Linked DNA regions of Homo sapiens: all the other regions are linked to region 3. Evidence: chromatin contacts called from ENCODE Hi-C or POLR2A ChIA-PET data. All regions are on one chromosome and are shown on one strand. The core of a region is the stretch at or near the end of the contact, and the rest is flanking DNA. Distances in the headings are between cores, read along the strand shown. Region 1 overlaps SCML4 (Scm polycomb group protein like 4). Region 2 overlaps SOBP (sine oculis binding protein homolog). Region 3 holds the start of OSTM1 (osteoclastogenesis associated transmembrane protein 1). Region 4 overlaps SOBP (sine oculis binding protein homolog). Region 5 overlaps AFG1L (AFG1 like ATPase). Region 6 overlaps SCML4 (Scm polycomb group protein like 4).

Region 1 (5,114 bases), core at 369-2,868, 360 kb before region 3:
AACAAACATTGATTGAGCACCTTTTCTGTACCAGGTGCTAGGTGAAGCGTTTGGTGAAAAATACAAATGTGATCCTCTCATGACAGGGGTTATAATCATTGACTCCTCCATGGCTCAGAGTACATATACAGTCATGCACCGCCTAAGGACGGTGGTCCCATAAGATGATAATGATTCTAGTTCCTATCGCCTAGTGATTTGTGTTGCAATTTTCTCCAGTATTCAGTACAGTAACATGCTGTACAGGTTTGTAGCCTAAAAGCAATAGGCTGTACCACACCGCCTAGGTGTGTAGTAGACTATACCATCTAGGTTTGTGCAAGTACAACCTATGATTTTCACACAACATTGAAATGACCTAAGGATGCATTTCCCAGAATGTATCCCATTGAGTGATGCATGACTGTGTTTATAAATAGGACTTGATAAATGTGAGATGAATCAATATACTCTGCAGACACAGTCTCGGTAACTTATACAAAAGCCTGTGTGTGTAATCTTTACTTCTATTTTAAGGCTAGAAAAAAGACAAGGCTCTGAACAATGAAGCGGCTTTCCTACAGAAGAATTCTAGTTAGAAGTTGAGAAGCCTTCACTTTATTTCCCTTCTTTAGATCTCGGGGCACAGTGGCTTTCTGCTGTCTCTGTCTCCTTCCTCCTTTTAATGTGCCTGAGACGTGCATGCTGCTCCATTAGCACTGAGGAGAATACAGCATCACATTTCTGCGTCTGTCCTAAACACATAATGGTTTGGCTGAGAATTGGATTGACTTTGAGATCTTCCCTGCCTCTTCCTTGTGGGACCTGGAAGGGTCCCATAAGGTGGTTTGGCACGGGGCATTTTTCTGGGAATCTGTTAATGCACCCTGGAGCCATCTGAATGCCGATCCACACTTATTAAAGATGATTTCACTCCATTTAAAGACATCTGCACTCAACATGGGGACGAGGAATCACGGAAATCACATTGCCTTTGGATCCTGCCCCATCAGAACATTGGCGTTAATCAGGGTGAAAATAGATGCTCTGATTACAAAGGCTGGAAGTCTTTAGTGCCAAGAATAATTTTAGAGTGATCAGAGCAGAGGTCAAATCTAATTTCCTGCATTTGACAGGAAGGGGGGAAAACCCAGACCAATTAACAGCATCATTCACAGGAACCTAGAGTCCTTTGAGCTAGGTCAGGGAAACACTTTCCCTTCAACTACAGTGTTGAAGGGCTGAGCCAGGTGGCTGGTTTGTCTTTAAGGAGGAGGCTCTCAGGACGATTGCTGTGGAGGGAAAGAGATAACTGAGATGGCAAAGTGGGCTCTGTTCCTGGTACCTAGGGCTTGCTGTGGGCACTTTTCACTTTTCCAGGATGGAGCAGAGGCAGCAGGGGCCTGGCTCGGGCGTGTTTCTTAGGGGGCCTTTTAGTCATACAAGACAGAGGGCAGCAGGCAGCCTAAGTCACACCTCGGGAGCTGCTCCTGATCCAAAGCACATAGATTCGCTTTAGAAAGGAAGAAAAATGGAGCTTTCCAGTGGCAGGTTTGCAGAGCCTCACAGTGGTCTGTGCTCACAAAAATAATAAATACACTAGCCACTCCCTCTCCAGCTGCAGCGAAGGTGTCAGGAAGACAGATGGGTGGAGCCTGGTGCAGCTGCAGCAGGCAGATGTGATAGATCAACAGTAAGACATGATGGATGTGGAAAAGTCTTGCTCCTAAGCAGACAGAGCATGCCAAGAAGCACTGGCCAGACACCTTTGTGAGCAGGCAGAGTTCTCCAATGAGGACATCGTGCTTGGTCTTGTCATTCCCTGCCAGAGGCATGTGAAAAGTGAAACCTAGTTATGAATGGATTAAATATGCTTGTTTCTAAAGCTGAACTCACATTTACCAGAGCTAGGATGACTATGAGTCAGTGTTTCAAAGCAATCCTGATTCTCACAGCACAGGTACTTGCACACTCTCTGTGAATCTCCCTCTGCCTTACACATGCCCATGAGCACATCCATACGTACATAATTTCCTTTCACTCATTCATAATTCAGGAGAAACTCTTTAGCTAACAACAGAGTCATGTGGAGGAGCGGAATTAGCAGTGAGCTGGGAGTCAGAAACCCCTGCCACCCACCAGCCATGTGATCGACTCTCTGCTTCTCTGTTGTAAAATAAAAGGGCTTGATCTCTAAGCCCCTGCCAGCCCCTTATGACACTGTGTAACCCCTCCCACCTCAGGCTGTTCCCACTAAGGGAGTCACTTCCTCCCACAGCTGAAGGCTGCATCAGTGTGTCCACATGCAAAACACACCGAGTGCAGCCACAGCCAGGCTTCCCGTCCCTCCTGGGCTCTGATCATTCTCTACGGACCTCATTGTCTTCATCTATAAATTGTGAATATTATTTGCTGCTTCTTAAGAATATTTTAAGAATCAAGAGAATGTGTCTCAGGGCTGGAGCCTGACCATAAGAATCTTAAAGACAGGAAGGTCATTGTCTCCGACAGGGACCCCTGTGTCCTCAGGCTGCCTGTGAGCTGCCCAGGCCCTCTTGGTTTCTGGCACCTGGAACTGGGTTGGGAGGACCGGGGCTGGCAAGGGGAAGGGGAGGGAGATCTGTTCTCAGCATCTCCAAGTGACCTGCTCCCACTAGATGCATCCTTTCTAGATACAATGCCATATCAAATGTGTGACATGCCCAGATTAGCCCACGATTATGGCAAAATCACATGGCTTGAAACAGTGCTGTTTTTCATTATTTCTATCTGTTGCCCAGGCTGGAGTGCAGTGGGGTGATCTCGGCTCACTGCAACCTCCGCCTCCCAGGTTCAAGTGATTCTCCTGCCTCAGCCTCCCGAGTAGCTGGGATTATAGGCAAGCATCACTCACTCTATCCAGAGTTTTCAAGATGCCATGTGGTGAGAGAGATGAGAGGGAAGAGAGCCCACTCAATCCTTAGAGTTTAATCAGATTTTTCTTTTCAATTATTTGAGACCAGCTGGCCTGCCTGTGTGAGGAGAGAGCATGTCTCTAGAAACAAGGAGAGACCATGGGCTTGAAGTCAAGCTGAGCTGAGCGAGATTCCTTCTTGGCCACCAGAAGACACTGTGACCTCCTAGCAAGCACTGTTACCTCTGCTGGGAAGCCTCCAGCCATCCCTCCTCCCTACTGACCCTCCCTGGTTGTCTTTCCTCCTGCTTATTCCAGCCAGCTCCACTGCCCCTTCTCTGGGAAGCCTTTCCAGACTCCGAAGGGTAGGCTCAGCCACTCCCTCCCCATCTGATTCTCCCACAGCATCCACACTTCTCCCTGACAGCAATCATCACAATTGTAATGAAATTAGTGTAATAATTTGTTGACATTTGTCTCCCTGGAGTTGCAAACCCTCAGAGAACAGGGCCGGTGTCCATCTTGTTCACAGCTCTGTCCTCAGATGTGAGAAGAGCCCCTGGCACACTGTGCCCAGGAAGTCTCTGCTGGCTAGGACCAACCAAAACCTGAGTCTTAACTGCCTGCTCTATAAAACACCTCGTTGAGCTGTTGCAAGGATTAAATGGCATAATGTTGTAAAGCATTAAACAGGATTACTCATTAGGTAGTTGCTGTTCTTCTTATTATGATGATGTCATTCCATAAATGGCCAGTAGATTTGTTTTCCTAAATCCCAGGGCCACCAGCTCACTCCCCTGTTCAGAAATGTCTGGTTTACAGTTACTACAGAGCAAAGCCCCATCTGCTTGAAATGGATCCCAAACCTCCCAGCATGGTTTCCCTGGTGTCCCTGCACAAACCCTTTATTTTTTTTTTTTTTTGAGATGAAGTCCCGCTTTGTCATCCAGGCTGCAGTGCAGTGGCATGATCTCGGCTCAGTGCAACCTCCACCTCCCAGGTTCAAGCGATTCTCGAGCCTCAGCCTCCCGAGTAGCTGGGATTACAGGCATGTGCCGCCACACCCAGCTAATTTTTGTATTTTTAGTAGGGACGGGGTTTCACCATATTGACTGGGCTGGTCTTGAACTCCTGACCTCAGATGATCCGCCCACCTCTGCCTCTCAAAGTGCTGGGATTACAGGTGTGAGCCACTGCGTCTGGCCCCTACACAAACTCTTTAATTAATCAGCTCTTGCCATGCTTTTGTCCGCTTCACCTCCTCACATACAATGCTGTTCTCATTCTTCTTTTTCTAGCTAAATTGTCTCCATCCCTCACCCAATGCCAGGCCCTATCAAATAAAAATCCAACCACAGGAGGCATTTGGGTTGTAATAGCAATATCAGATTGACTTCGTTTCTTGATTCTGAATCTTGGACCTAGTTGTGGTTGGGAATTCTACAGTGTGTCTTGTTAAATGCCCAAGTCAGGAAGCTTTTGTTATCCAAAACCTCTTTATAGCTCTTGGTGATTATATCTTGGATGAGAGACAAGGAAGAGCTCTCAAACTTTCACCAGAGCATCAGCAGACACCAGGAAAATGTGCCCTGTGAACACATCCCCTTGGAGCCCACTGGCAGCGGAGACAGACGTGATATATCACAACTGCAGGAAGCTAAAGGTAAGTACCGCCAGAGAGAGAAGGCTGAGGAGTTTGTCAAGTCATCAATACCCACCCTTCTGCCTGCAGCCTCATGCAGTTTTCTGGCTTTTGTGGTTTTAAACCATTTTGATTAGTACCATGGGGAAAATGCCATTTCTAAGTCTCTTCCATGGTTTATGACTTGGGTCAAACTCCCTTAAAGAGGTATGGTTTTTTTGATGATAACTGCTTTTTACTTGGGATGGAACTTCAGAGCAATATTGAACAGTCATTTGGGTGGGAGGGTGGGGTGTGGGGGGACCCACAGCAGGCACTAGGCTGACAGCTAGGTGAGAAATGGGTGAGGACGCTGGCGGTTTCTCTCCCACTTTAACATCCTGCCACTCAAGTCAGCATGGTTTTTATCTCCATGGTTTCCAAACATTTTTAGTTGTGCAAATTTTGTTTAAGCAAAGCACATATAGAACCCCACTCTGCAAATGTGAAAAGGCCCTGCTTAAAGAGAGGGAGGGCACCTGGAGTCCTGTCTGCTCTTGTTCCATCTTCTCCATCTCTTAGAACCTTGAAAGCCATCAGGCATGATTTGAAAACCCCTGG
Region 2 (4,936 bases), core at 1,053-3,552, 460 kb before region 3:
TTGTAATTTTCCACTTTGAATCTTACATCTTTTTGTATTAAGTTAAATGGTGTTTTGCTCTTTAAAATAGCCTTGTAATATGGCTGGTCTGCACTGCTCGCTTTGTCTTAAAAGGGAATAAAATTCTTAAATTGAAAGCAAATCGGAGAGGGTTCTATGGCGCTCTCTGCGAGGGGCCGAGCGTGGATTCGGGTCTGATGATTACTTTGACTGCAGAAACAGTGGGGGCTGTAATCTCCGAAGCAGCGGACACTCACAGCGACGGTTGGCCCAGTCCTTTGATTTAGACAGCCCTTGGCTGTCTTGCCTGGCCTAGAATCCCTATTCCATTGAAGTCTGGCCTCAGGCTGTCTTCTTGGGCAGTGCCATTTGCATCCAGGCATGGGGAGGGCCTCTGTGTCCTCAGGGTGCCGTGTGTTTGTGGTGAGAGAGGATGAACAGGCAGCAGACAGGGGCTCCCGGGCAGTTGCTGGGCTGCTGCTCGAGCGTCTGCCAGGCATGATGAAATGGGAGGAGGCAGGGAAGGCTTCAGAGCAGCAGGGTTCACCCGCACACCTAAAGTCCTAACAGCATGCAGGCATGGTATAAAACAGGTGATCCCTTAATGAGGTTTTGATGTGTGCGCTGGCTTTTGAATTTTATGCTGGAGTGTCACTGCAGTGTGGGGTTATCTCCAAGGAAACCCTCACATACCTTCCACATCCATTTTCTAACCCCGCTTCTAAAGAGGGCAGCGTGCCCCAGTGGTCTTAAGGGGCATTATAAAACTCTCGAGATAAGATTAATTTGGATTCTTGCTAATTTGGAAAGTCAGTGTAGTCATGAGGAATGTGTGAGTGTGCTGAAAAAAGTGGAACCAGCCACCCTCTAAAAGGCAGGGTAATTATTATACAGGGTTGGGTTGAACAGAGGGTTTGTGTCGCCTTTACTGTTGGTGATCATCAAAGATGTCTTAAGCTAAGAACACAGTTGTCTTTCTCAGTGTGACTCCCGTTTACTGCGTATCAAGCTGCAGGAAGTCCAGCTGATGTAAATAGATTAATATTTAAAAAGTAATACAGAAGAATGAGGTTCCAAACATGTAATGTTTAATTATTGAAAACCCATAATGGAATTCCAATCCAAACTCATCTCTCACATCTCACTGGTGTTCAGCAAAGAAGCTCAATTAGCTGGGGAGCCTGCCCACCCCACAGCTTGATTTGATCATCCCAGGGCCAAGCCCATGCTCTCTCTTAAAGTGCCTGGCAACACAGATGTGGGCAGCTTGGGTTGTTGTATGACTCCTTTTTTTTTTTTTTTTTTTTTTTTTCTGAGACGGAGTCTCTCTGTCGCACAGGCTGGAGTGCAGTGGCACGATCTCAGCTCACTGCAACATCTACCTCCTGGGTTCAAGCAGTTCTCTTGCCTCAGCCTCCCAAGTAGCTGGGACTACAGGCACCCGCCACCAAGCCAAGCTAATTTTTTGTATTTATAGTAGAGATGGGGTTTCACCATATAGGCCAGGCTGGTCTTGAACTCCTGACCTCAGGTGATGCGCCCGCCTCAGCCTCTTAAAATACTGGGATTACAGGTGTGAGCCACCGTGCGCGGCCCGTATGCCTTCTTATTACATAATTGTTGCAGCCCTTTTTAGTCAAATTAATGGGTAAATGACTGTACAGTGTGAACAGGACAATAGAGAAGAATTTGCATAACTTCTAACTGGTACAATTCAGGAAAGTTAGGTGACCTTCCAGAAATCATAGTATTAAGGGCATTCATAGTTCCTTTGGGTTTATTAGGCCATGAAGTATTTGTCTGGTTAGAAGAGTTTACTTAGTCTAGGGGTAGCTGATCACCCATTCTCCTCTTGAGACCATAGTTCTTTGGCCCTTTAGGACATATGTGTCACTTACTCTGGATAAGGCTGAATTTGCGCAGAGGCCTGTGGCAGAGAATGGCCAAAGGAAGAGATAAAATGATCAACATGACTAGAATAAACCCTCATCCATAGACCAATGGGATTTAGTTCAAAATCAGTGTGCCAGCAAGGCTGTTTGAAGTAGTTTTCTTGATTTTATGTTTTTATTTAGCATGACAGTTAAGGACAGTCCTTTGTGTATAAATACAAAAAATAGCGATATGCCATTTGTTGTTGTTTGGTTTAAGTGCACGTGAAGAGGCTGCTCAGTTGTGGCCCCTTTCTCATGTAATGCTCAGGAATTCATCTGTCATGCAGAAAATGCAGCTGTGTGACCTAAAATGCTCTTGGGTGAAGCCTCGGGGTTTGGAAGGTCACGCCATAGGTACTGGTATTCATGACATCCTGTCGGGCTTGTGGGCTGCGTAGGGTAACTAGAACTGAGAGGACAGAAATTGAGTTTGTAGTGACTGCAGAAGCTGAAACCACAAGGTGAAATGTAATAGGGTCTAGGCCTCAGTGAGCACAGGAAGCTGATTAGAGGTGAGCAGGGGCGGGGGAGCACTGAGGCTGAGAAAAGTGCCACAAGGGGACGAGTAACGTTGATTTCTGGACAGAGCCTGTTAACATGCGGAGGGGCCCATGTGTAGGAATCACCTTCACCTTCTCCTGCAGTTCAGTTACAACTGGTAATTGCATCCTGAACCCTTATCATGTGCAGGATGGGGTTCTGGGGTGTAAAGGTGCCATGAGATCCAGGCCCAGTACCACAAAAGAAAGCTTTAATTAAAGAAAACATGATAAGGCTTAGGTTTCCTGGCCCCATCTTATGCATCCAAGTGATTAAGGTAGCATTTTTCAAAGTGTTTTCCTATAGAAGCCTACTTTAAAAATAAAAGAGTTCTGTTTTTGAAAAGCTGGGGAAACTCTGGATGAATGAAGTTTAAGTATGTTTCTTTTCTGCAGATCTCCTCAGAGGCTCAGGCATGGCAGCCTGCACTGAGAACCTCCAAAGAAGAGCATAGAATATGCAACATTTCCCAAGCTTATTGGGCCATGGGATCCTTTTTGGGGGACAGAGCATTTATTGGTGGATCTAGTGTTTCTCAGCATATACTTTAGGAAATAGAGAGTTGGGGCATATTGGTCAGTGGTAGGGTCGGTGGGGTGGGGGGCAGTTGGAATGGGTTTAGGAATAGACAAGAACCTGAGAGAGTATTCATATTTCCTTTCTATGGAGACCCTCAGAAATAGTAGTGCAGGTGTATGCAGGCTTCTATAAGAGGCATGTCCTGGTGTAAACTTTATGCTTTTGCACCAGCAGAAGACAAGGCCTCCCAGCCCTTGGATTTGAGTAGGTCCACCCAGACTGAGGCTGTCCTGGGTACGCCACACCCATAGCAAGATACAGGGTCATTAACCACCAGGAGGGAGTATTACGGGATTAGGCAGGGACCTTGAAGTCACTGCCCCTTCCTAGATTTTCCTCATTTTTTTTAGCAGAGGGTAATACCTGGAAGGTTATGGTAAGGATTAAATCTGAGAAAGTCTGTCAAGCTGGGTGAGACTTTTGGTCTTCCTAAAGTTATGGAAGCTTGCCATAAAGAAGCCCAGGGAAATCAGAAAGGTGGGAATAGCCATTGCCACTCATCCCTGTGGTGTCTGAGCAATTGTGCTGGCAGTGAATGGTCCCACAGTGCTAATAACTGAGCCACTGGACTGCCTTACTGCTCCCAAGGAGCAGGCATCCTTGCTTCCTGATTTAGCACGAGGCCGTTAAAGATTTGCAGTTCCCTGCAGTTTGGCTTCTACTCCATCCACTTCCAGCTCCCTTCTCCCCACTCTCTAATTTGTGACCTATGCTTCCCTGTGGTTTCTGCACATTGCCTCTCTCCTCTGTGGTCCTCTGGCTTTATTCCTATGACCACTCTCTCCACCACTATTTAGTCTCTTGGCATTATATTGATTCCAAACTTCCCAAATAAGAACATCTAATTGGTCCATTGAGTTGCTCTGTCCCTCTTAGGCAGAGCCCACACCAACATCTTCAGGTGTCTTTGGGTCCAGGCAGCTACAGCCAATGAGACAGCAGGGCCATGACCACAGCAGACACCAGCATCTCATGGGCTCTGTTCTGATACAGAAGTAGTTAGCACACAGTTCTTTTCCTCCTCCTCTTTGTTCCCTCTCCTGTTCCTGCCCACTTTTGGAACATGCCAATCTGTATCAAAGGCATGCCTTGATACAGCAGGAAATACCCAGTAACACCTTTTATTTCACTCTTAGATACTAAGCACTGAAAGAAAGGCCCGCCCTCACATATTTAGAGCATCCACCATATTTCTTTTTTCTGTGTCTCACCAGATCCAGGGCATGTTATGCAGGCTGTTTGAATTAGGCAGCTCTGTTATGCTCATTTCTCCTCTTACCCGGGAGCCAAGAGTCCAGTTGTATGAAGGGTCAGATGGCAGTACAGTTTTCTTCTGCATCTCATTTCCTCCTTCAGAGTAGGCCAAAGAATGATGTCATTAGTCATACAGAGGTTAGGAAATGGGGGTTTCTACCCAAATACTGACAACTGATATGTAATTGTTGCTAGTCTTAATTTACTTAGCTCTAAAATAAGGTATGTTATCTGGCTGCTTGTCTGTTTACAGATTTCTGGTGAGTGATATTATGATAGTACTATTGAGCCACTTGAATTTATTGGAGGAAAGGAGCTATATAAATAACAGGTGTGTTTAAATATATATGAATACCTATCTGTGTCCCGGGTTGTCTTGGTTCACACCATTTAACAGTTCAGGCATTTGGCCTGGATGAGGAGATTCAGTTGGGCGAACCCAGGATTCGCTGATGAGGATGGAGTTGTAAGAGGGATCCTTAGTGGAGAATCCAGTATTTGTTGAGCATTGGTTTTCAACCAGGTAGTTAGCACAGCAGGATGGCTAAATTCACAGAACAAAGACAGAAAAGAACTAGGCAAATCAGCAGTCCACAAACAGGAAATAAGCTTTTCAGAGACAAAGGAAC
Region 3 (4,956 bases), core at 621-3,120:
CCTCAGCTTCCCGAGTAGCTGGAACTACAGACGTGTACCGCAATTCTTCTGCCTCAGCTTCCAGAGCAGCTGGGACTACAGGCACGTGCCACCACGCCCGGATAATTTTTGTATTTTTAGTAGAGACGGGGGTTTCACCATGTTGGCCACGCTAGTCTCCAACTCCTGACCTCAGGTGATCCCCCTGCCTCAGCCTCCCAAAGTGCTGGGATTACAGGCATGAGCCACCGCACACAGCCATGACAGATTTATTTTAAATAACAGGCTGACTTAAAGCAGGATCCAACTAGGTACAAATTTATATTTAGTGCAACTATAAACAAGTTTAGACAAGTTTAAATTTATGGAATAATTCCAACCACATTTTCATGAGACTACTTGCTGTCCCCGTAATACAAGAGGAACTTTCTCATTCTCCAATCCCAATGTTATTCCTCATGTTTTTCCTTTACCAAGCATATCCGGCCCACACCTCGTGACTCCCACCAACCCTGACACTCTAATCTTTTCCTAGTCTAAACTTTATAAAGTACTTAGGAGCAGGAATTGTCTGTTTTTCTTTTTAAAATTAAGTGCCTCACAGCAGCTACCACACACCTAGAGAACCCTTAAGGTATGAAGAATGAAGAGCAGTCTTACAATTTCTTAAAAATTTACCTCCCATTTACTTAGAGGTATTACTATGTGTTGTTTTCTAAAACCTCCTTTTATCCCCATTTTACAGATTAGTAAACAGGCACAGAGAATGTAAGTAACTTGCCCATAGTATACCGCTAATAAGCAGAGTGGAACTGGAGTCCTGGCCGCTAGCTAGCTCCAGACTGTTCACATCACTAAGATGAAGTCACAGGCAATATCTCTTTTAATTCTTCCAACAGCCGCATTAGGCAGATGTTCTTTCCACTTTATAGAGGAGGAAACTAAGGTTCTGAGAAGATAATTAATCCAAGGTTACATAGTTAGAAGTTGGTGGACATGAACATTTCTGGCTACAAAGCTCAAATTTCTAACCACTACCAGTGTCTCCACCCCACTTGTTTCAGAAAAGGATCCTTCCTGGCAACTCCAGGTGAAGATGAGAAGAAGCCGTGGTGGAGTGGGTGGAGGAAGAGCAAGAGGGTTGGGGAATCAGGACCCCCAAGAAAACCAATCACACCTATATGAACCAAAGATGTCCAACAGCATTCTTGGAAGCAAAAACCCAAATCCCAAGCCCCATAATGCCACCCCCTTTTTCTGATGACCCAACTCTACAGACTCAGTCCAACCCCTTTTTCTTACTGTTGGGGAAACTGAGGCCCCCAGCGCTGACCATCATTACACCCTCCTCCTTTCCCAACTCTCCTGAGCCACAGTCCCGGACGTGGTCCTGTACCCACCCCCGCGGCTCGGCTGATGTTGTCCATCTTGCTGACGACCTGTTGGAAGAGGGGGTAGCAGGTCTGACAGAGGCGCACGGGCCGGGCGCTGCGCACCAGACACCCTGTCAGCTCTGCGCTGCTGTTGGCGAAGTCCAGCAGGAGCTCCCGGCACTCAGGATCCAGATCCGGCAGGTCCGGGGGCAGCGACAGAGGCCCCAGCCCTCCACCCTGCAGGAGGGACAGGGACAAGTCCTCCACCTCCAGCAACTGCTGCTCCGACAGGAGGTCGTGGAAGACCCTGTGCGGACTGCTGCCGAAGGGGAGCGCGCCCAGGGCCAGCCCCGACCACAGCAGCAGCCCCAGCGGCAGCCACGGCGGCAACGAACACCTCCGCTGCGCGGCTGTCGGGCCCGGCTCCATCACCGGGCTCACACACCCCAGGGAGCCCACCGCCGCCTCTCCGCCCCCAGCCGGCACCGCGGACAGCCGCCGCTTCCGGTTTCCGCGAGCGCAGGCCGAGAGCCGGGTCACGAGGAGGGCGCGTCACGGCCCCGCCCCCTGCGCGCGGCGCCCCGCCCCATTGGCTGCCGGCTGCCTCCGGGCCGCAGGCCTTCGCGCGTGCGGGAGGGCGCCTACCCTGCGGCCGCGCGCTCTCCAGCCGGCGTTAGGCGCGGGGCGGGGCGGAGTGGTGCATTGGGGTATCCGTAGCCGAGGCTCGCCAGCCGGTGACCACGAGCACCCACCGCTTTGGACAATTGCATCTCGGGGGTCCTGACCCTTGAACGCCCAACCCTCTGGGAGTTCCGGGCGTCCTACAAGTTTCTTACCTCGCTGGACCGACGACGGCCTCCGCTGTGGAAATGGCCGTCGGCTGCGTTCGCAGAGAAACCCCGCTGGCCTGTGCCTCGGCAGATTTTCTGCATGGTGTTCCTTAGCGTAGTTTTTTCCTCATCCCATTTGGAGAGAGTAATAATGCCCGTTGGTTATTATAGGTGGTGGAGACTAGCGGTTTCCAAGCTTTTTGTTTTTGTTTTTAAAAAAACTCTCAACTGTCTGCCTCAGCGTTGTCAGAACTCTGTGAGATGAGGGAAATATTCTACATCTGCGTTATTAAGGCAGCCACTGGCCACATGTGTGGTGTTGAGCCGGCTGAGGAACTGAATTTTTAATTTAATTTAGGGCCGGCGCGGTGGCTCACGCCTGTAATCCCAGCACTTTGGGAGGCCGAGGCAGGCAGATCGCTTGAAGCCAGGAGTTGGAGACCAGCCTCGCCAACATGGCGAAACCCCGTATCTACTAAAAATACAAAAATTAGCCGCTGGGCGTGGTGGCGCAAGCCTGTAGTCCTAGGTTGAGCGGGGAGGATGGCTTGAGCCAGGAGGTCGAGGCTGCAGTGAGCCGAGATCGCGCCACTGTACCCCAGCCTGCACGACAAAGTGAGACTCCATCTCAAAAGTAAAAAGTATTTAACTTAAATGTAAGTAGCCACATCTGTGTAGTGGCAACTGTACTTGACGTAAGTCTGGTCCTACAGTGGCCAACAAGCAGGTTTGCTTGGAACTGAAGGGGTACCAGGGACGCAGCGCGTTCAGTGCTAAAGCCCAGGAAATCCTGGACAAACTGCTCAACTTGAAACTCCTATCCAGTTTCTGACATGCCCGAGGCAATAGCAGGGGACACTCTAAAAAGCGTCCTGATACCGTTGCCAGTCTGTAAAAAGAATTTAAGCTCATAACCTGGAAAACAGTTTTCTGACAAGTATCTGACCAACCAGGTTGGTAGAAAATTATTTCCGGGCTTTGTGTCATCCTGCTTTTCAGGGTTGTAATTTTTGCCTTGTAAATTGCAGAGCTGTTGCACTAAAGTCTACTTAGCTTAGGGTCCTAATTTATGTTTCTGAGGGTTCTTCAAAAACTTTTTTGTTGTTGTTGTGTATTTTGTTTGGTTTGGTTTTGAGACATAGTCTCGCTAGACTGCCCAGGATGGCCTCGAACTCCTAGGTTCAAGGGATCCTCCTGCCTCGGCCTGCCAAACAATTGGACTACAGGCACAGGCTGCTGTGCCCAGCCTGGGGGTTCTTATAGTTACTTTTTACCCCGTCTGTTTGGTTATTGTTTTATGTTCCTAAATTTGCTTGGGATAGCTAAATTTTGTTTCATTTTTGTTACTAAGAAACTGAATAGTAGGAAATTTGATTTGTGTAACAATAAACGTATTTCCAAAAGAGAAAATAAGTTGTCTTAAGTTTTGCAAAAGTCATCATGTAACTCTTAGGTCTTTCTATGTATTAGAATTATCTTTCTTTTAAATTCTTTCAAGCACCATCCTGTGTTGCAGGTGGATGTGTAAATTGTTAACTTCTATGGAAATCAATGTGCAGAACCAACAACCTTGCAAATGCACAAGCTCTTTGATGCAGCAAGTTCACAACCTTGTCATAGACACTTATTCATTACAATATTGTTTGTAGTGGTAAAAGGATGGCTTCAAAAAGCATGTTAAGGGGCCGGGCACGGTGACTCATGCCTGTAATCCCAGCACTTTGGGAGGCCGAGGCGGGCGGATCACCTGAAGTCAGGAGTTCGACACCAGCCTGGCCAACATGGTGAAACCCCGTCTCTACTAAAAATACAAAAATTAGCCGGGCATGGTGATGCATGCCTATAATCCCAGCTACTCAGGAGACTGAGGCAGGAGAATCTCTTGAACCTGGGAGGCAGAGGTTGCAGTAAGCCAGGATCACACCACTGTGCTCCTGCTCAAAAAAAAAAAAAAAAACTTAAGGAAATTACAGACACTTTCCCTCTTCCTTTCCTTTCCATTCCCGGAACAATTCAATCTTAAAGGTCAAGTAGAGCAAGATAGGCATCGGTGCTTGGTAGGAATGGGGTGTCAGAGGCCCAGAGAGAGGTGTCAGAGCATAGGTAAGCTGAAGAGGACAGTGGTGTGAGGGAGGGTGGCAGCATCAGCCTGATGCAGAGTATTGGGTTCTCAGTGGATAAGAAGGGTCTCCATGCAGAGGATTGGGCAGCAGTGACTGGGAGGTTGCTTACATTCAGAAGGATTGATGGAATCAGTAAATATATTAAGAATAATTGGAGTTCAGTTTCAGACTGTCAGAGAAGAAAGTTACAAATATGAAAAGAGAGAAATGAACTCTAATGTTGGATTAAAATTAGAAATAGTGCAAATTCATAGCTTAAAATACATAGTCATCCCTTGATACCAGCAGGGGAATGGTTTCAGGACCCCCCACAGATGCCAAAATCTTCAGATCCTCAAGTCCCTTACATAAAACACCATAGTATTTGCATATAACCTAACACATTTCCTTCCGTATACTCTTTTTCTTTTTTCTTACATGCTATTAAAGCATCCTCTTTATACTTTTAAATCATATCTAGATTACTTATAGTACCTAATACAATATACATGCTATGTAAATAGTGGTTATACTATGTTGGGTTTTTAATTTATATTATTTTTTATTGTTACTTTTTTTCTACTAGGAGATACTACTTTTTTAAAAATTATGGTAAAATATACATAACATAAAAGTTACCATTTTTAATGTACTTTCAGTGGCATGTTACTT
Region 4 (4,952 bases), core at 2,117-4,616, 420 kb before region 3:
GAGGAATTGAGGCTCTGAGGGAGGGTGGGTGAGGAACATGGAAGAGGAATCAAGGCTCTGAGGGAGGGTGACTGAGGAACATAGTAGAAGAATCGAGGCTCTGGGGGAGGGTGGCTGAGAAACAGGTCCAAGGTCACATAGCCAGTCAGAGGCATTTGTACTGTAACTCGGGTCTCTGTTTCGCTTATTGTAGTAATTTCCCCTTTGCACAGATGAAGACATTTAGACATGGAGGACAGTTTTTTCGTAAGATTCTTCTGCTTGGCAAGGACAAAACAGAACCAGCTCCAGACTCTGGAACTTCCTGCCATGATCACTTTCTAAAAATCCAAACTTATTTCCTCCCCACTCTGTTGGATTTCATACCTTCCATACCAATAAATATCAGAAAAGTGAAGCCCAAGCTTGGTTCTTCATTTTCATCGATTCCAGAGTCTTTTCCTGTGTCACCAACAAGGGGGCTGCCCTGAACCAGCCAGAGCCAGAAGGACAAATGAGGATGCCTTCAATACCGCCCCCTCCTCAAATGTTATCAGCAGAGAGGGACTTGTACTGCCACCATCTGGCCTTTGTGGGTGTCCCAGACACAGCAAGTATGTGGTGAGAGGGAAGGAAACAGCACAAATTGTCTACTTTACCATTCTCTTAAAATAAGCTTCGTGTGAGCAAGCTTTTCAGAGCAGCAGGACTAGGGCTGCGAAAAATAGAGTGTGGTGCAGCTGCACCCTTCAGAACTTTGGGGGAAAACACATATTATTTACCAGACAATAATAGATACCAGAGAATAATAATGATTATTATAGTGTTTGGGATGGCAAATGCTGTAGTTAAGGTTCCAGAATGGCTCTTATTATAATCCCGTTTTACCGAGTCTCTTGTGAAAGCCTGGAAATTTTCTTTAAGTAGGCTGATGCTGTCCGTGTTTGGTCTTTGTCCAAAGGTGATTTGAATATAAAGAAACTTACTGGAGAAACATTCATTTTTTTAAATAGTGATTGCATTAAAGAAAAAAGCTACATTATTAAAAAAGCAGTTGCAGCATCCCTAAGTAAGCAATTCAAAATGGCGGTGTTTCCCAGTTTACTGGAGGAAAATGTTAAACATTCTCCCTCCTCCCTTTTAAAGAAAGAAGGAGGCCCCCTCTAACTACAAGATTCAGTCACTCTTGGTTCCAGGCCCAGAGGTGGGGATGGCTTCCCTCCCTCCATAGCAACTTCCAGGCTGTGCTTGCTAAATGCAAAAGAATTGTTCCCAGAAGAAGTGACCCCGGTGTCTTTGGATCCACTTGTCATCTCTGCAGCTCCTCAATTTTTGTGGCCTCACATTTGATAGTGGCTCTTGGTGCTTTTATTTTTGTATCCCCTCTCTCCATTGTCACTTATTCTTGAGAAAGAAAGAAAAGAAAGAAAGAAAGAAAGAAAGAAAGAAAGAAAGAAAGAAAGAAAGAAAGAAAGAGAAAGAAAGAAAGAAAGAAAGAAAGTAAGTCAAATGTGAGCTCTTTATTCAGAAATAAATATCCACATTTCCAAATCTGACCATGCCAAATGAAAAGGTTTCCATGGCCTTGTAATTCCACCCCCATTACATATTTGTGGTGTTTTGCATTTTCACTTTGGTTATTTAATATACATATTAAGTACACACAGATCTGGTGATTTAATGTGATTGGGGGAACTCAGGCATTTCCTGTCGTGCACAGTGAAACTTTCAAACCTTGTTTTTGGCTGCTGCTGATTATTGTTGCCATTAACACCAGGATTTAGATAGCAGGGTTCAAAGCACAAGCTTCCACTTAGTCCTCCCAATGGGCATTTGACCTCCTCTTGCTCTTGCTAAATTCATGTTATAAACACTCCAAGCAAGCTTCCAGGTCTCTTTGTGGCTCCATTTCTTCACTATAAAATGAGGAAATGGTACTGTATTATCTCTGGGGTCCCTTCAAGTCCTACATTCTATCACCTCTCTGAAGTTATTTGTTCATTGTTCTAAGAATAATCTCAACAGTTGTAAAGATGTTTACAAGTCCTCTGTCACCACCTCACCTTAGCCAAATTTTACCCATTCACATTTCTGACAGCCTCATTTATTGGCAGGAAGAAAAGGTGCTGTTTTGGGGCATGGCAGAAGAGAGGCGCCTGACCCACTCATGTGATCAAAGTGTGTCGAGCGCCCACAGCGGGCCAGACTCTGAGCTACGAGTTGGGTGTAGAGACACGAGCAAAACAGACAAGCCCCTGACCTCTGGGGCTTTACCATGCAGTTGGCAGACTTCTAAGTGGCTGCTCCCAGAACTGACTGAGTGGCCTCAGGAAGCTCTATTTCAAACCAAGTGACTGGCGGCAAATGAAAGAAGGCTGCAGGTATCAAGAGGCAGAGCCTCATATCTCGGTGAATGTTGGGATGAGCATTCCCCAGAAACTGACTTTCCTGGTGGAAAATCCTGTTCAGAGCCTCTGCCCTGGGACCCCAAGGCTCTTGGTTGATTTATTTTCTTCCAGTCCAGTGCTACTGTTTGTTTTGGATGTGAAGAGATGTGAATGGCTCACCTTTTACAGGCAAGACCCACACACGGAGAAAAGCAAGCATTTCTTCCAGCTTAGTTGCCTTTGTGGGAAACTTCTGAAGATAGGTATATGTGTCCATGGTAATTTTCCACTTGCCAAAAAGTGAATCTATTGGCCCTCTTTTCAGCAAATACCAGAGCTGAGACATGGGGTTACAGGAGTGAGGTCAGGAGCTCCAGGGTCCTCCGTGACCTTGCCTGGCTTTGGAGTGACCTTGGGTGACTCAAAAGACCTCCTGCTGGGGCTGGATGCGGTGGTTCATGCCTGTAATCCCAGCACTTTGGGAGGCTGAGGCAGGAGAATCACTTGAAACTGGGAGGCAGAGATTGCAGTGAGCCAGTTGCACCACTGCACTCCAGCTTGGGCAACAGAGCGAGACCCTGTCTCAAAAAAAAAAAAAAGCCTCCTGCTGGTTAAGCATGCAGTCATGTGGAGGGGGAGGGTTGCTGGGTTGCAAAGGATGCTGTGGTCTTTGGGTGAGGGCGTGGTGTACCCTACTCATTATGGTATTCCAAAAAGCGACTTGAGTTTCATTTCCTCACACAAAGCTGGCAGGGCTGACCTGAGCAGACCGTGAATGAAACTCCTGTTGAAATCACGCTGTGCTGCAGCGGTTCTGGGGCTCATCCTAGGTCTGCCCTGGCGGCTGGAGAGTGTGCTGCTGTCTGACTCATGCCTGGGTTCTCCCCAGCTGGGCGGAGGGAGGGGGATCGGTCCAGTGGATTCTGACAGCCCCTTCTGCTCTTTTTCCAGGAACGTTCACTCACAGGGTACGCTCATGGAGAGAGGGCGCAGAGCAAACCATGTCACGCCATCCAATGACACCAGCTGGTCAGCTCACCACCCCCTCTGGCTAAAACTCAAGCAAATAAAGCCGCTTCCTGTCATTAAGCATCTCAGAGGAAGCAGCCCTCCCTCGATGGCCTCTAGCCCAGAGAAGCCCGCGCATCTTGGACCCACCAAGCAGGCCCAGCCTTCCTGCTGCCACCATCTCTGCTTCTCCCCAGAGGAACTTAGGGATTTCACCCCTGGCTTTTAAAAAAAACGAAATACCGACAAGCCACAAGGACCAATGTAGGTATTCTCCCCGCCCCATCTTCAAGGCTCAGCGACTGAGGCTGGAAGATGATATGGATTGGAACACAAAAAATCTTTTTTTAATCTTTTTAAAAACTGCTGTGGTTTTGCTGCTACACTAAGAATTGTGATTTGCATTGTACGGTTTTGGACCTATATTGTTCACGTTTTGATGGCGGAGAGGGGTGGTCCTGGAGGCCCAATGCTTCAGAGTCATCTCTGTCCTGCCCGGGATGCACTTTTAAATGAAGAGTTAGAATATTTTATTGGCTAATATACTTTTCTTGTTATTTTTACAAAGGCCACCTTTATCCTTTTTGATGCCATATTTTCAGTGTTACACTTTTATGGCTTTTAATTTTCGATTTGACAGATGTAAGAAGCAGCATGAATAGTTTATACTGTGGTTTTTCAGAGACTGAATGCCAAGAGAACTCGGTAAATGTTTATTCTTCTCAGCTTTCTCTTTAAATTCCCCTAAATAGCGCCCCATTTGGGAACAGAGCAAGAGTGTTGAACTGAAGACCAAAATGCCCTCAAGGTGTAAAATAATCCGAGGGGGAATATTTGCTGGGCGTCAGGAAAGACTCAGATGAAATTTCAACCCTGATGGTTTTCGGTGATCCAGGAAGTCAGTGAGACAATCTCTCTATATGCAGAGCCCTTTCATGATAATTAGAATGGTATGGACAAACCAATGAAAACAAGAGGGAAAGTGAGAAAGATCACCCATGATTCTGTTTCACTGTTTGCTTTCTCCTGTCATGGTTAAGAGAAATGTGCAATTCGATCCTCAATCAGTGGGTGGAGGATAACAGGGTAGATTCACTTGTGTGCACTTGTACAGTTGTAGCTGCGAGTCCAGAAGTCCTCTAGAGCATGTGTACTGGCACTGAGTTGGTGAGACAGTTGTGGAGTATCCCATTCTGATGAGTACAGAAAAAAAAAGAAAAAGAAAAGAAGAGAAAAAATTAAGAAAAAAATCAAAAAAGGAAGAAAACTAAAAAAAAAAAAAATCAAATCACCTTGTGATTCAGTGTATCTGTTTACTAACTCAAATAAAGCAATTGTTCCCTCTGGAGGGGTCCAGGTGCCCCCGCCCCACAAGGCCGCGGAGCCTCAGCAGGAGGGGTGGCGAGTTGCGGGTGGGCAGGGCCAGGACGGTGTGGCGCCAGCCTTGAAGCACCACGGCCCAAGGATGCGGTGTACATACTGTATTTCTAGATTCTCCTTTGTACAGAGTCACTTCACAAGTCAAGCTACTGTTTTACAGGTGCTCCTTATTTATTAGAGCTGTGAGAGCTTGGGGGA
Region 5 (4,797 bases), core at 113-2,612, 270 kb after region 3:
CATAACCTAAGCCCTTGGATGAATAATTTAGTCGTTATTATCTTTAATGTAGTTGACAGTAGATACTCTTAATGCATAAGTGGTAACATTTCCTTGGTCTCCCAGTTCTAGACATTGGGCAGAAAGACTCACATATTGCTGGAAACTTTCTGAGTGGTCACTTCTTTCTAGGTTTTCCTAATCATGTAGTGTCTTGCTTATGAAGTCTTCCCTGACCTCATTCTTACTGAAATATTCTGTTTTGTGGTTTCTATTTTCTTCAAACAAATCCTTTTCTCTTAGTCTTAAACCTCTCCTTGGCCACCCTCAGCCACTGATATCATGAAGGAGTTTCTACTTGGCTTTTTTGCCTCCTTGCTTTCAATTATTTCTTTGATGTCTTTTTTAATTTTTTAATTTTAATTTTTTCTAATCCCTCAGTTTACTGTCAATCAATTATTTCTTCTACTGGCATACTCAAAACTCACATTCACATGTAACGAGGTCAGTTTTGGACCTAGACTAATATTCACACTCTAGGCTCCCCTATAGCCACAACACATTTGCGTTATGAGGGAGTGATGGCAGGGGATATTATCTTAGTAACATTTTTAGGAAAAGAAAAAAAAAGGGCATTGAATAAGTAGGTTTTGTTTTGTTTTTGTTTTTGTTTTTGTTTTTGTTTTGAGATGGAGTCTCTCTCTGTCACCCAGGCTGGTGCGGTGGCGCGATCTCGGCTCACTGCAAGCTCCGCCTCCCGGGTTCACGCCATTCTCCTGCCTCAGCCTCCCAAGTAGCTGGGACGACAGGTGTCTGCCACCATGCCCGGCTAATTTTTTGTATTTTTAGTAGAGACGGGGTTTCACCGTGTTAGCCAGGATGGCCTCGATCTCCTGACCTCGTGATCCGCTCTCCTCGGCCTTCCAAAGTGCTGGGATTACAGGCATGAGCCATGGCGCCCAGCCAAATAAGTAGTTTTAATGCCTTAAAGATTAAACTGTTCCTTTCTAAACTGTTCCTTCTTTTTCTAATTTGTTTACTGCTACCTTGCATTGAATGTCCGTTTTGTATTTCCAGATTTAGCTAATCTAATAAGAGAGAATAATTTAGTTCACAAAAGTGAACATTAGAGATTGCCCCTTAAAATTCTTCAGGTTCTTGAAATTACAGAAAAGAAGGTCAAACTATTCTTTTTCTTAGTTCATTGGCTAATTGGTACTTTTGAGACCAATGTATACTTACTTCTTATTTTGAAAGCAGTTATAACAGACACTTGATCAATTTTATGTTCCTGCACCTTTGGGCACCATTAATGATTCTCATCTTGTTGTCAGGTCTCATTCTTTGCCTCCTGAGAACATCTACTTCCAGTACCTTCACTTTCATATTAAGTCATCGCTAAAATCAACAACTTTGTTCCTCCTGTTACCTTAACCACCTGACCATAAATGGAGATGGTTAAAGAAGCATAACTGCTTCCACTTCTGTAAAAGCACTTTTTTTTTAAAAACCCTATGAATGTTGTTGGATTTTAGTTTAGAAAATACAGCCATATGGTAACTAATTGAAGGGAAGCATATTACAAGTTATTCATCTGAGTGTTTGAAAGCAATAGAAAAGATGTGATAGTATGGGATGTTCATATAGTTTGGGTAGGTGGCAACCTTTGTTTGGAAACATCCTTATAATATAGAGAGGGGAAGAGAAAGGAATTCTGAAATGGGAAGTGAGACGAACATTTTGGTGGCTATAATAAGTTTAGTTCAGACCACTTATAAAATATGTAATCGGCCAGGCATGGTGGCTCATACCTGTAATCCCAGCACTTTGGTAGGCCGAGGCGAGTGGATTGCCTAAGCCCAGGAGTTCAAGACCAGCCTGGGCAACATGGCAAAACCCTGTCTCCACAAAAAATACAAAAATTAGCCTGGTGTGGTGGCATGTGCCTATAGTCCCAATTACTCGAGAGGCTAAGGTGGGAGGATCACTTGAGCCTAGGAGGTCAAGGCTGCAGTGAGCCATGATTATGCCACTGCACTCCAGTCTGGGCAACAGAGTGAGACCCCCATCTCAAAAATGAAATAAAATAGGTAATAAAAGATCAAGTTTTCATTTGAGGGGCTCTCTGTATGGGAGAGTAGCCTCAAAATGCCACCATAAGCTCTTATTCTTTATTCTTTTCCTTTGTTGGACTTGGGAAACAGGTATTAAATTTTAACAAGGCTGGGCATGGTGGCTCATGCCTGTAATCTCAGCACTTTGGGAGGCTGAGGCAGGATGATTGCTTAAGACCAGGAGTTTGAGACTAGCCTGGACAACTAGGTGAGACCCCATCTCTACAAAAAAATTAAAAAATTAGCTGAGCATGGTGGTGTGTGCCTGTGGTTCCAGCTACTCAGTAGGATGAGGTGGGAGGATCACTTGAGCCTGGGAGATCAAGGTTGCAGTGAGTTGAGATTGCACCACTGCACTCCAGCCTGGGCTACAGAGTGAGGCCCTATCTTAAAAATAAATAAATAAGTAAATTGGGCTAGGTGCGGTGGCCCACGCCTATAATGCCAGCAACTTTGGGGGGCTGAGGGGGGCGGGTCATTGAGGTCAGGATTTCAGACCAGCCTGGCCAAAATGGTGAAACCCCGCCTCTACTAAAAGTACAAAAATTAGCCGGGTGTGGTGGTGGGTGCCTGTAGTCACAGCTACTCAGGAGGCTGAGGCAGAGGTTGCAGTGAGCCGAGATCGCACCACTGCACTCCAGCCTGGGCAACAGAACAAGACTCTGTCTCAAAATAAATAAATAAATACATAAGTAAATAAAATAAAAATAAATAAATAAACATGCTTGAGCTCAGGAGTTCGAGACCAGCCTGGGCAACATAGGGAGACCTCATCTCTTATGTATTTTTTTTTTTTAAGAAAAATTTAAATAAATAAATAATTTTTAAGGAGACTTCATGGGATAGAGAATACCTACCTGGTAGCACTCCCTTCCCACTTTTCATTCTTGCACTCTATTTGGGCTTTGTCCTGCTCACTTCACCTCTTTCTTCGCAGATGTGTTGAGATGATTGACTCAGATGGATTCTAAATCCTGGGAACTGCAGTAGGGTTGATGTATGAGTTGGAGGGATTATTATCATGGTTCAATCTTGAAATGAATTATTTTTGTTATAAAATGTTTATCACATCTCATATAGAAGCCAAAAGCTGTGGTAGTAGTATTTTGTGACTTCATTCATACCCTACAGCTGGCTTTCTCACAACAGAGCCTCAGCTCTTGACCAGCTGACTGCGGTGGTGATGGCAGAGTTAATGATTTCTCTGGTACACTAGAAGAGAATAAAAGTACATTTTGCTTATCAGCCCCTTTCCTGCTGCCTCCTGGTTTCACCTCACCTGTTTCACATTGATTCAGATTCTAGTTTCACCAGGTGAAAGGTAGGCTGGTTTTAAGGTTAGGAGTTAGGAAGCATAGTTCTCCCTGGCTTGGATGTAGGGATACATGTGCCTACTACACACCTAGGCTGTATTATAGAACCTATTCCTCCTGTGCTACAAACCTGTGCAGCATGTTACTGTATTGAATACTGTAGGCAGTTGTAACGCTGTGGTATTTGTTTATCTAAACATATCTAAACAGAGAAGGTGCAGTAATAATACAGTATAATAGATAAAATATGGGATGCCTGTTTGACCATGAATGGACTGGAAGTTGCTCTGAATGAATCAGTGAGTGAGTGGTGAGTGGATGTGAAGGCTGAGGACATTTCTGTATACTACTTTATACAAGATGTTATCAGTGCTGTGTACTTGGGCTACACTAAATTTATAAAAAAAATTAATTGTACTTCCATGTTAGGATAGCTATGACATCACTAAGTGATAGAAGTTTTTCAGCTTCTTTATAATCTTTTGGGACCACCATTGTGTATGTGGTCCATTGTTGACCAAAATGTCATTATATGCGTTACTGTTTATAGAAATGCGGTGGATTTTTTGATGACCTTGTATCCTGTGATCTTGCTAAATTTAATTATTAACTCTAGTGGTGATTTGGTAGATTCTTTAGGATTTTTTTGTGTGTATACAATTAGGTCATCTGCCAATAAAGATAATTTTACTTCTTTAAATTTTTATGCCTTTTATTTCTTTTTGCTGCCTCCTTGCACCAGCTAGGACCCGAGTACAATGTTGAATAGAAGTGGTGCGTGTAGACATCCTTGCCTGTGTCAAATTGTAGGGGAGAAGTGTGCAGTCTTTTACAAATAAGCATATTAACTATATGTTTTAAAAAATGTATTCAATTGTTTTTATTATGGTAAAACACGTAACATAAAATTTTCCCTTTTAAACATTTCCAGTGTATGATTCAGTATCATTAAGTCTATTCACATTGTTGTACAACTATTACCACCATCCATTTTCAGAACATGAGTGTAGACATCCTTGCCTTTGTCAAATTGTAGGGGAGAAGTGTTCAGTCTTTTACCAATAAGCATATTAACTAAAGCTTTTTAAAAATGTATTTAATTGTTTTTATTATGGTAAAACACATTACATAAAATTTACCCTTTTAAACATTTTCAGTGTATAATTCAGTAGTATTGTCTGTTCACATTGTTGTACAACTATTACCACCATCTATCTTCAGAACATTTTTATCTTCCCAAACTGAAACTCTGTGTCCATTAAACAACAACATCCTATTCTACCTCTCTCCCACATTTTCCACATCCCACCCCAGACTCCCCTGGCCTGGCAACCACCATTCTACTTTCTGTCTTTATGAATTTGATTATTCTTCAGTACCTTATATAAATG
Region 6 (4,805 bases), core at 1,352-3,851, 330 kb before region 3:
CTATAAAAATACAAAAATTAGCCAGGTGTGGTGGTGCACACCTGTAATCCCAGCTACTTGGGAGGCTGAGGCTGGAGAATTGCTCGAATCCAGGAGGTGGAGGTCGCAGTGAGCCGAGTTCGTACCACTGCACTCCAGCCTGGGCAACAGAGAGAGAGTCCATCTTGAAAAAAAAAGGATCGAGAGTTTATATTTCAAAAGTCTGAGGAAGAGATGTGGAAGAAGCCCTCCCTCTTCTTCAAGGGAAGAGGTCTTGCTTCTAATACAGCCACTTTGTCTTGGTGCCCATACCTTCACCTCTGGGAGGCCCTTGCTAATGCTTTGAAGGTAACCTGCCCTCCCGCTGTACAGGGCTGTTCTCTGCCACCTCCAGCCCGGAGCTGTCAGCCTGTAAGGGACCAGCGAGAACATCTTGCTCCTACTCCTCCAGGTGGCCAACATTCCCACTAATGACCCTAACAAGTCACACATATTTGTCACCAACAATGGGGAGATCATTATCACCTACCTTCCAAGCAGCCCCTTCAAATTCTGAGTGGCTTTGACATTTCAAAGCTCTTTACAATGTCAACTCCACCTGACTCCCAAGGGAACTATCTTCTGAGAGTTCCATCTGGTTATTTAACTGCTAAGTTCTCTACCTGGGAGAGTGTTCCTTAAATCTATGCTTCTCTAATGTGTCTTCAAAGCACCTGGGGATCTGTTGTTTGAAAGTTTGGCAGGGCCACTGAGATTTTTGGCTTTGGTGGGTGATAACAATGCCCCTGACCAGAGTTTGAGGGACAAGACCTTAGATTTAATTCAATCTACCTTTTACTTATTTAGTCTCAGTTCTGTTCTACAGGACCACAGAGAACAAAGCCACCTGACCTGCTGTCATATACTGGAACATAAAATCACATCTTTCCCAAATCTTCTCTTTTTTTCTACCAAAAACATCCCAGTTCTTTCCATAGTTCCTTAGCTGTCATGGCTTTGCATCTTCTTATCATGTGATTAACTGTCTTCTGGAAATGTTCCAGTGAGTGTTGACAAGCCCTTTAGGTGCATGGCACCAATCCTGGAACTCTTCAACTTGAACAGAACAACCCTGGGGCCAAGCAGAACCAGGCATTGTCCTGATGCAGATAAGCCCATGACCTTACAATCCTGTTCGGGAACAATGTGGTCCTATGGATGTATGGAGCCTCAAACAAAAAAAAACCTCCACCCTTCCCTCATACAAATGCATATGCCTTTCTTGTCACAATGGTGAGAAAATGGATGATAAACTAATTCATCCTCTAACATACTGGTAACTTGACATGTTATTTAAAGAAACTTTGACAAGGCGATCTTAAAGAGACAATGTCTTACTCTAAAGGCAAACTCCCTAATGGCGTCATTGTAGGGCTCATGACAGACTGGTGGGAAAGACATGTGGGGTGAGGGTACTGCTCAGAGCTTACCATGCCATCGCTGCTTCCTCCACTTTCCCCAAGGCTCCCTGACAAGCAAAATTCACAGCACTCAGCTCTGCTGAGAAATCAGTGCCACAAGGTTGGATAATTTAGAGCAATTTATTTTTTCAAAGTAGTTATGAGCTAGGAAAGGGCTCAAGAGAACAACTGGGGTCATTACTTCCAAACCTCCCAGCTGACTGGGAGGAAAACCAGCTTTCAGATGGGGACATCAGCTTTTAGGAAGGAAGGCTGTCATCCTCCTGGAATAAGATGTTAAAAGGAAACCATTTTAGGCTCAGTTTTAGCTGAGCTGCAAGACAACAGACACCATATACCACAATAAAGTGTGAGACCACCATGCGGGTCTTGTAAAAAGAGATGGTGGAAAGCCAGTTTTACACCAACAGATGACCACCCACATCCATCCTGCAAACGAGGTTGTAGAGGCGGAGAAACAGTTTAACTAGAAGAGAAATTTTGGAGAAAATGATCCAGTGCATGGCTTCAGTGTGAACACATGAATAGCTTGAGATCTGTCCTCTGGAGCTTGAGAGACAAGCTCTAAAAGATGGCCCTTGGCTGGCAGAACAAAGGAGAGGTGCCTGCAGGGATCAGCCAATACATCCAGAGTTTGTTTGGTCAGAGGATGTGCGAGTGTTTCTCAAGGACCAGATGTGGGCCATCAGAAGACATAGATCTGCAGCAGGATCATCTTAGATCCTTTCCACAGGGCAGTCTGGAGGTGCGAGAGGGCTTCAGCTGAATCTAGAGATTTACCCCCAGAGGCCTTGGACTGTGGAAAGAATTGTAAATGACCAGCTAGAGAAGAGTTGCATTTGTCCATGCCCATGCAAGTGCAGGTGAGAGATGGTAGGGTCACCAAAGAACACATGTAAAAGCCCACAGGATGAAGAATCAGCTTTAAACATCGGCTAGAAGCAGAGAGCATGATGCCAACTCACAGCAAGATTCATCACGTACAAATTCCCCTGCCTCTTGCGTCTCCTCCTTCCCCCATCCACTGTGAAGGGGATCAAGGTTAGCGAGCTATGGGAGGAGGCAATAACAAAAGGGGGAAGGTTGGGGGAGAAGCCAACCATGCCCTTCTTTATTGCTGCAGGCAACTGGCCTGAAGCAAGCCTGAGCTGGGTGTGGGGCAGTCATTATGTCTTTGAGTGAAACTGAAAGTTTCGAGGCCGACTTCAAGTTCCAAACTGGTGGCATAGAAGCAAGCTGGCTTCAGTCCCCACCACAGAAAATCAAAAACAAATGTACAGCACCGAGATTATAACCAGAAATATCCCAGAACTCAAATATGAAGAGGAGACAGTGCCTGGGGCCACAGAGAAATGAAAAAACTCTGAGCAGAGGGTAAGAGAATCTGACTTCCACGTTCAAGTCCCTCCCTCCATCTGCTTAGCACCAAGCATGCAGAAAAATGTCTCCCAATTCACTGTTTCTACACTAGAAAAAGTGAGATCAAGGTGTACAACCAGCTTTCACACCATCTTGGTTTCCATGGCAGGAGGCCTGTCCTTGCCTTAATCCATAGGAAGCATTGAGAGTGCCCGAAGGGAGAAATATCCCTGAGGACAGCCAGAGACAAAGCAGGGAGGTAGAACTACCATCCCCAGCCCTGGGAACTCTGCTTAGTTACTTGCCCAAGGGAGATTTCAAATCAGTGTGGCTGTTACGCAGTACCACACTGTAGGTTTGTCCCACAGATCCCCTGGGCACAAGCCCCTAGCCAGCCTTCCCACACTGCTGGGATATACCTTTTTGGGACCTTCTGCATTTGGAAAGGGCAATGCTTCAATCATTCACTAGAGCTAAGGCAAACCTGGGCTTAAGGTGCCATGTAGAGCCAAAAAACCAAAGACAGTGACCTAGCAGTAAAGAACCTATAAGCAAATATATCCAATAAAAGCCAAACAAGTCAGAGAAGACTGAAATAAATATTCTTTCAATGCAAAGACATAGACACATCCACAAGAAACAACGGCTGACAGGAAACCGTGATCTCCCTAAATGGGCAAGGCAAGGGACCAGAAACCGACCCTAATAAGATGGTAACACGTGAGCTCTCTGACCAAGAATTCAAAATAGTAGTTTTAAGGAAACTCACTGATTTCCAAGATAACACAGAAAAGCAATTCAGAAATATATCAGAGAAATTTAACAAAGAGATTGAAATAATTAAAAAAAATCAAACAGAAATATTCAAACTAAGAAATACATTTGCTGAACTAAAACAATTATTAGAGACTCTCAATAGTGAAGTAGATCAAGCAAAGGAAATAATTAGTGAGCTCGAAGATAGACTATTTGGAAATATAGTCAAAAGAGAAAAAAGGAAAAAGGATGAGAATTAATGAAGATCACTTACAGGATATAGAAAATTACCTCAAAAGACAAAATCTAAGAATTATTAGTGTTCAAGAAGGAGTCAAGCAAGAACAAGGGGTAGGGAGCTCATTCAAATAAATAATAACAGAAAACTTTCCAAAAGATGAGAAGGGTCAAATATGCATGTATAGGAAGGGCAGAGAACACCAAACAGATTTTAACAAACAAAACTACCCCAAGGCATATATTATAATCATCAAACTCTCAAAGTCCAAGGACAAAGAGAGAATCCTAAAAGCAGCAACAAAAAAGAAGCAAATGACATTTGAAGGAACCCCAATTCATCTGGCAACAGACTTCTCAGTGGAAACCATATAGGCCAGGAGGGAATGGAACAGCATTTTCAATGTACTGAAAGAAAAAAAATAACTGTTATCCAAGACTACTGTATCAAGCAGTTATCCTTCAAATATGAAGGGTAAATAAATTTTCTCCCAGACAAACAAAAGCAGAGAGAATTCACCACCATCACAGGCATCTTACAAGAAATGCTAAAGGCAGTTTTTCAATGTGAAAGAAAAAAAAAACACTGCGGGTACAAAGCCTGTTGGTACCATTACGTACACAGACAAACCCACAACACTCTAATACTGTAATTGCTGTGTATAATCCACTTATAACACTAGTATGAAGCCCAAAAGACAAAGCTATTAAAAGCAATAATAGCTAGAACAATCTCTTAAGAGATAGGTAATATCAAAACATATAAATAGAGGCAACTAAAAGTCCACTGTAGGGGGGATGGAGTTAAACTGCAGGATTGTTTTTTCATTTTTTCCTTGTTTCTATTCTTGTCTGTGTGATCTGAAATAAGTTGTAATTTCTTTAAAGTAACTTTTTATACCTGTAGCATTTTTTATAAGCCTCATGGCAACCACATGTAAAAACCTATAATAGATTCACTAAGAATAAAGTTCAATTATCACCCTGACCTGGACATATCAATTATTGACTAGA

What was found. A loop is a pair of places that touch in the nucleus more often than their neighbours do. ChIA-PET counts read pairs that join two places held with the same protein, here RNA polymerase II (POLR2A). Pooled maps may share reads with other maps.
Region 1: a map of naive thymus-derived CD4-positive, alpha-beta T cell shows a loop between it and region 3 (15-fold over the local background). The contact joins the enhancer-like site here to the promoter of OSTM1 in region 3. A Hi-C loop is called at or near these places in 2 of 168 maps with a recorded cell type or tissue (CD4-positive, alpha-beta T cell and naive thymus-derived CD4-positive, alpha-beta T cell) and 7 of 50 pooled maps.
Region 2: a pooled map shows a loop between it and region 3 (3-fold over the local background). The contact joins the enhancer-like site here to the promoter of OSTM1 in region 3. A Hi-C loop is called at or near these places in 2 of 50 pooled maps. POLR2A ChIA-PET finds 5 or more read pairs at or near these places in 2 of 52 experiments (MCF 10A and Panc1).
Region 4: a loop to region 3 is called in a pooled map, with 9 times the contacts of the local background. The contact joins the enhancer-like site here to the promoter of OSTM1 in region 3. A Hi-C loop is called at or near these places in 1 of 37 single-sample maps with no recorded cell type and 6 of 50 pooled maps. POLR2A ChIA-PET finds 5 or more read pairs at or near these places in 2 of 52 experiments (T-cell and activated T-cell).
Region 5: a loop to region 3 is called in a pooled map, with 8 times the contacts of the local background. The contact joins the enhancer-like site here to the promoter of OSTM1 in region 3. A Hi-C loop is called at or near these places in 3 of 37 single-sample maps with no recorded cell type and 5 of 50 pooled maps.
Region 6: a pooled map shows a loop between it and region 3 (2.2-fold over the local background). The contact joins the enhancer-like site here to the promoter of OSTM1 in region 3. A Hi-C loop is called at or near these places in 1 of 50 pooled maps. POLR2A ChIA-PET finds 5 or more read pairs at or near these places in 2 of 52 experiments (H1 and activated T-cell).

The regions. Positions count from the first base shown.
Region 1 is chr6:107,711,198-107,716,311 of GRCh38, forward strand. The region is part of intron 6 of SCML4 (Scm polycomb group protein like 4); the gene reads right to left. Among named protein-coding and RNA genes, the nearest start is that of SCML4, 110 kb to the right of the region's middle. RefSeq lists a silencer at 2,203-2,312. Within about 2 kb of position 1,619, at least 6 of the 41 ENCODE cell types and tissues checked have a DNase peak (open chromatin) inside an H3K27ac peak, as active enhancers do.
Region 2 is chr6:107,616,534-107,621,469 of GRCh38, forward strand. The region is part of intron 5 of SOBP (sine oculis binding protein homolog); the gene reads left to right. Among named protein-coding and RNA genes, the nearest start is that of SOBP, 130 kb to the left of the region's middle. Within about 2 kb of position 2,303, at least 6 of the 41 ENCODE cell types and tissues checked have a DNase peak (open chromatin) inside an H3K27ac peak, as active enhancers do.
Region 3 is chr6:108,072,871-108,077,826 of GRCh38, forward strand. It overlaps OSTM1 (osteoclastogenesis associated transmembrane protein 1), which reads right to left and starts at 1,871. Exons shown (of 6, transcript NM_014028.4): 1 at 1,380-1,871. The coding sequence starts at 1,781. RefSeq lists a silencer at 1,642-2,081.
Region 4 is chr6:107,654,890-107,659,841 of GRCh38, forward strand. SOBP (sine oculis binding protein homolog) reads left to right here. Exons shown (of 7, transcript NM_018013.4): 7 at 3,318-4,952. Among named protein-coding and RNA genes, the nearest start is that of SCML4, 170 kb to the right of the region's middle. RefSeq lists enhancers at 2,640-3,217, 2,966-3,015, 3,218-3,794, 3,256-3,445. Within about 2 kb of position 3,367, at least 21 of the 41 ENCODE cell types and tissues checked have a DNase peak (open chromatin) inside an H3K27ac peak, as active enhancers do.
Region 5 is chr6:108,347,434-108,352,230 of GRCh38, forward strand. All of the region lies in intron 3 of AFG1L (AFG1 like ATPase), which reads left to right. Among named protein-coding and RNA genes, the nearest start is that of AFG1L, 55 kb to the left of the region's middle. RefSeq lists an enhancer at 1,290-1,459. Within about 2 kb of position 1,363, at least 2 of the 41 ENCODE cell types and tissues checked have a DNase peak (open chromatin) inside an H3K27ac peak, as active enhancers do.
Region 6 is chr6:107,738,455-107,743,259 of GRCh38, forward strand. The region is part of intron 5 of SCML4 (Scm polycomb group protein like 4); the gene reads right to left. Among named protein-coding and RNA genes, the nearest start is that of SCML4, 83 kb to the right of the region's middle. Within about 2 kb of position 2,602, at least 5 of the 41 ENCODE cell types and tissues checked have a DNase peak (open chromatin) inside an H3K27ac peak, as active enhancers do.